Regions from separate parts of the Mus musculus genome. Here region 1 is linked to region 2. The links are chromatin loops, found by intact Hi-C in ENCODE. Cell type or tissue: left cerebral cortex. All regions are shown on one strand. Each heading gives the region's core, and the rest is flanking DNA. Links, peaks and the distances in the headings are about the cores only. Region 1 has its middle 24 kb from the start of Susd1. Region 2 overlaps Susd1 (sushi domain containing 1).

What was found. Peaks named below come from ENCODE experiments on the same cell type or tissue, not always from the same donor. Only the 100,000 strongest peaks of a DNase experiment are listed, where the experiment ranks them.
Region 1: it touches region 2 in a loop (4-fold over the local background); 7 of 42 quality-filtered maps call a loop at or near these places.

What each region holds. Positions count from the first base shown.
Region 1 is chr4:59,461,565-59,464,478 of GRCm38, reverse strand. No RefSeq gene overlaps it. Among named protein-coding and RNA genes, the nearest start is that of Susd1, 24 kb to the right of the region's middle. In left cerebral cortex, for the core only: no CTCF peak of the experiment used is centred there; a DNase peak (open chromatin) is centred at 1,771.
Region 2 is chr4:59,382,521-59,385,434 of GRCm38, reverse strand. All of the region lies in intron 6 of Susd1 (sushi domain containing 1), which reads left to right. Among named protein-coding and RNA genes, the nearest start is that of Susd1, 55 kb to the left of the region's middle. In left cerebral cortex, for the core only: no CTCF peak of the experiment used is centred there; DNase peaks (open chromatin) are centred at 690 and 1,446; H3K27ac peaks cover 1,165 bases.

The sequences.
Region 1 (2,914 bases), core at 222-2,721, 79 kb before region 2:
GCAGACCTGCCTTAGAAGGAAATATTAAAGGCAAGTGACCTCTTGTCATTCTTGCATGTAAAAAACGCTAGCCAGCACTTCAGCACTTCCCTTGGGGGGTGTTGTAAATTGTAAAAACAAGAAAAAAAAAGCAAGAACATGACAATGGCTATGAGAAGGAACGTTTGTTAATGCCAGGTCTGAAATAATGCCAAGCAAGTCACCCTGTCCCACATCATCTAGGAATGTGTATGTTGGGTAGGCCAAATTGTTTTTTAAGTCACCGTGCATGTCGTGAATTACCGAACAAGAACCCTGAGTATTGACTTATGCGTTACAATTTTTTTTGCAAGCAGGGAACCCCACAAATACTGGTGTTGGCAAGACTATATATTGTTCAGCAGCTCCACAGATATGTGAATAAATGACTTTATACACGGATCTCCATTTTCTGTGTTAGAAACAAAGGGAAAAGACTATAAAGGGCTACCAGATAGACCCACCCAACATGACTGACTTCCACAGTGAGTTGAAGACTGAATAACATAGTGGAGTATTTGTCTCAAATCTGAACACTGAGAGCATCTACTTCCACAGTCAGGGTGAAGATCTCAAGTCACATCTTACTGATCCGTTTTCCTGCTGTCTGCCCCTTTCTCAGGTTCACCTTCTCCTCTACTCAAGAGATCTCGTTCTATCCCATCTATAAATCCTGTCATCTAGGTGTTACAGAGCAAGGCTGTAATGTGTTTGGTGGAGTGCCGGGGAGGACTCCTTGCATTGGTGGCACCAATGTAGATCTGGTGTAAGGATCTTACACCAGGGGCCTGGTTTAGCCTTCTGAACTTTGTCTTCTACTCTTGTCGCCTTTCTTCTCTGTCACATGAAGATAAAATCCCTCACCAAACCCAGCACCTTGACCTGGAACTTCCTACTTTCCAGAACTGTGAGAAAATGAAACATCTGCATTGCTCATGTCAGATACCCCACACTGTCCATCCCTGTATGCACTCTCCATCCCTCTATGCACTTTCCATCCCTGAAGCTCTTCTGGATTAGCCTACCAGTCTTTAAAATATGCTCAGGCTTCTCCCAGCTTAAAGCATAAACCTCCAGGCTCCCTTGCTGACTTCCTTGTTCTCCGTTGCTCTCTTTACCCTTCATAGGCCAAGCTTCTGAAAAGAATTTTTTTTGTTTTTTTTTTTTTTGATTGTTTTGTTTTATTTTCATCTCTTTAATTGAAGCCTCCTACTTTGTGTATGCACGTGTATGCATACGGAGGCCAGAAGAGGATGTCAGGAATCTTCCTCTATCACCTCCTACCTTATTTGTGTGTGTGTGTGTGTGTGTGTGTGTGTGTGTGTGTGTGTGTGTGTACTGTATGCATGTGTACTCATGTGTGCACATACAGACTCCAGAGGAGTGGTCAGCCATTCTCTCTCCACCTTTGTTACTTATTTGGAGCCCAGGGCTTTTACTGGACTTGTAGCCTGTGAGCTCTTGGAATCCACTGGTCTTCACATACCAATGCTGGAGGTTACAGGCACACATGACCATGCCTAGCTTTTTGCATAGGTGCTGGGGACTAGAACTCACATCCTCTTGCTTTCACAGTAAGCACTCTTATTCACTGAACCATTCCCTTGGCCCTTTAAATATTTTTTTGCTGTAGTATAATGATTCAAAAGTCAAAATTTGCTTTTAAAATTAAAGCCTGCAGTTGCCTTAAAACAGCACTTACTTTCATTTGTAGCTGCAGCCATATGGCGCCAAGCCCTTCACATGAGCAGCACTCCCTGGCTGTCATCTATCTGCCCAGTGCCACCTGGTTCTGCGGCTGCTGAACTAGCTCTCCTCCCACGTCAGCCACGTACCTGCCAGCCTAGCGCCTTACATTCAAATCTCTGTATTTTGTGTTGGGGAAAAAAAGAGTTTTCAAAATACAATCAAACTATTTTCTTGCTGTTCTTCAGTCTGAGCGTTGAATGTGCAGCCTGCTGACCCAATGACTAAGAATCCCTGTGCCCAGTAATAAACATTCAGAGAAATGGTTAAGTCCCCCTTTGTTAGATAAGTCATTTACCCAGCCAGCCTTTCTGTGTTGACCCTGTTAACGTCTCCAGCAGTATGGACAGTGAGAATGTAAACAAACATTGCAATTGTGGCGTCAGAGTGGCAAGTGACCTTTTTGAAATTTCCAGCTGTGGAAATGTCACTGTTTCTCTTTTCGTTTGTGACTAAAATTTAATGTCATCTGCCAGAATCTGTCTTCTGATTACCAGCAACTGTATAAAGAACACAGCTACAAGTATCTGAATTTGCAGAGACCGTGGACCTATTTCAAGGGAGGTGATCTTTTGTTTAAGGTACTGTGGAGATGACACCAGGGAGGAAATAACCTTGGTGTGACCAGTACAGTCACACCCCAGGTGCTATTAGATGGAAAAGCATCTGACTATAAACTTGAGAAGTGTTTGGCCACGGATGCCTTCGCTCAGCATCTGTCAAGTAGCTAACGTGCTATGGACATTCTTGATGAAAACTTGAATAAGACACGGCACCCAGGTCCTGGCTAGTTGGGGCAAGATAAGTAAGCGGGCTCTCACAAGGTGTTAGAAGAACCGGGCTTATAGAACCTCAGAAAGGGAAGAAGCTCTGGTGGAGTCTAGAGAGGAGCTTAAAGAATCTACATGATGCTGATACAACAGTAAACTGTGGCTTACTGCCAATGAAAGCTTATTTCTGTGGGTGGGCATGGCCCCCACCCTCCACTTTGGACCAGTACCATGTAACTAATATCCGTGCCTCCAAGGCCTCCTGAACAGGGGGCAGAACAATGACCGTTTGGCGGTGGTACTGGTGTTTGCATAGTTTTGAGACAGAATCCTTACTATGCGGCCCAGGTCGGCCTTGGACTTAGATCCTTCTATCTCAG
Region 2 (2,914 bases), core at 181-2,680:
TTCCTCCTCCCTCACTTCCCAGTCACCTCCTTCAGAGTTGTTTCTTGTTTTATAATACAGCACCCCGCTTTCATCCTGTTGCCTCTTGACCAGTTTAGTGCGGATGCTCCTAACAGTGGGGTCTGACACGTCTCATTGCGAGTCTGGACTCTGTCCCTCATGCCGCCTGACTCTTGCAGGCTACTTCGCATCCAAGCCTTGGGACTATAAAATGGACATGGCTCTGTCCAGCCATCAGGTTATTTTGAAGGGTAAAGTCCTGTACATACTCTCTGGTCCATAGTTATAACTTAATAAGTGTTCATTCTTATTGTTTTTATTATTGCTTCTTATGGCTACGGGGCAAATGAGATCAGGCCTGGGAAGAGCAGTCTGAGCCTGACATAGTTGTCGTGGAGGAAATGGCATTAGATTCTATTTTATGACCTCCGGTTCTTCTGTACCCTGGTGCTTCCTTTCAGATGGAAAACTGTCCCCCTCATTACCCTGCAGCTTGCCTCTGCTCGGAGGAGGGGTGTCTGTCCTCCGTCTGGCAGGCAAGCCCTTCCCCGGGTGCAGCCTGTGCTTCCTCTGCAGCCTCGCTCTGTACCTAGCTGACATTTCTCCCTCACTCCTCTTCCCCGCCTCGCTAGCCTTGATGTCCAGACTCGCTGTTCTCTCTGCCCTCTACTCTACAGCCACTTATGCCCCAAGGCAGTGCCCACTATGAAACTCAGTTTCCCAGGTCCTCCAGGCCTTCCTTCTTTGTGCCCTTCCGTATTTGTGTGGAGCCTGCGATGATGCTACTGAGCTCTCAGTTGCCTGCAGCAGTGACTGCTCCGTCCATTAGGCAACATGCTCCTTGAAGGAAGAACTGGTGGTCTAATCCTCTTCACAGTCCAGTGTTTGACACAGGTGGATGCTTGCCATCCAGTAACAATTCTGTAAATCATGGGCAGTAAATGGAAGAGGACACCAGTCCGAAAAAGACTTTCGTATGGTTTTTTTTTCTTTTTTCCTTGTTTTCAATTTTTATGGCATTTGTTTACTTGGTTGTGTGTATGTGTAGGTGCATGTATGCCACTGTGCACGTGTAGAGGTCAGAATCCAACTTGTGAGAGTATGTTTCCTCCTCAGGGTTTTGGGGATCAAACTCAGGTCATTGTCTTGCTGGCAAGTGCCTTTATCCACTGAATTATCTTGTCAGTCCCTATGCGTTTTTCAATTAATGGCATAGTTAGAATTAGCGTACATTTTGCCAAGTGTTGTATATTCAAAGGGCAGCATTAATGCAGGCATTTGACACCTGGGATTTTTGTAAAAAAAAACAAAAAAAAAGTCTTTTCAATCTGTTTGTAGAACTTGATGGGGGAAGACATCAGCTTGGGTAGGCTTCTCTTTGGGATGGAATATCTGGCATCGCTATAATCAGATCTGGGTCCCATCTGTGCAGAACATGGCACAGGCTACAGGCAGATGGCATCTTTGAGATGTCATTTACAGTTGTCATAGTGAACGAGCAGAAAGGAAGAACAAGAAAGGAAACCCTTTTCTAATCTCCACTTGGATGACACAGGCACCCCGAATAGGAAGGCTGTTTGCTTTATTGGCAATTGAGGGAGAAGATGAAGGGGGAAATACCTCTGCTCCCTCTGCACCAGCTGCTGAGTTACCGTCAGAAGGCTGTTTGAGGGAGCAGGGATGTTAAAAGTCCTGGACTTTAATGGGCAGCCACAGATGTGGCCAGTTATACTTGAAGTTTATCCAGTGATGGACTGACTGGAATCAGCATCACCCTTGCTAACCAAGGAGACGAAAGAACAAGGCCATTACTTTGTTTGTTTATTTGTTTGTTTGTCTGGGGTTTGTTTGTTTTTGGTTTTTCCTGCTGACAACTGTATTCTTTTTTTTTTAAACCACATTATTATGTTCTGAAGAGGAATATTGATGTAGAAACCTATGAATTTTTTTAGGCTTCATAGCTGATACTCTGATGTCTCTGTAGAAATTTGTGTTTTCTTCTCAGCCTCAATTTATTTTCCGTTACTAATATATGACTTGGATTTACTCAAAAAAACAAGTGTGGTGCGATGCAGACATGTGACCATTTCAGTAGTCCAGGTGAATCCAAAGCTGACCTTGGTTCTGTACAAGAGAATTATGTTAACCTACGGGTGTTTCCGGCCCAGGTTCCTTGTTCCTCATGGTGGCTAAATCTGTTCTTAGCCAATAAAAGGAGTATCAATGGTGTATCATTTCCTGAGGTAAAGAATTATTGAATTATCATTCTCATTTCTCCACCCTCCCCCTGTGTGTGTGTGTGTGTGTGTGTGTGTGTGTGTGTGTGTGTGTGTGTATGTGTGTGTGTGTGTGTGTGTAAGCCAGAGAGGTCAACTTTGGGTATTGTTCCACGGTAGCCATCTGTTTTGTTTTTTAACTTTAAAAAGTTTTATTATTTTTAATGATGTGTCTGTGTGCAGTGACTAGAGGTGCCTGTGTCAAATCCCTTGGAGCTGATCTTATAGGTGGTTGTGAACTGTTTGATGTGGGTGTGGGTGCTGGGAACCAAACTTGGGCTTTTGAAATGAGATCTCTCACTACTCTGATCTCACCTACTAGATGGGACAGGGATCTATCCATCAGTCTCCACTTTCCTAGTGTAAGCATATAATGCTAAGTCCAGTTCTGGGCCTCGCTCCAGCATCCCAGAGTAGATTCCAGTGGTATCTAGTGGCCCATCAAGCTGATTACAGTAAATAAATAAGTGAACAGGAAACAAATGAACATCGGGTCTGAGGCTCAGACACAACTCCTTGTGCCTGTGTGGTAAGTCTCTTCTCACTTATCTTGATGGCGGTCTTGAGTTAGTTTTTCCCCAAACAGAACCAGAAGTGCGTATTATTACATTAATGGGGAGTAAAGACTCAGGAAGCAG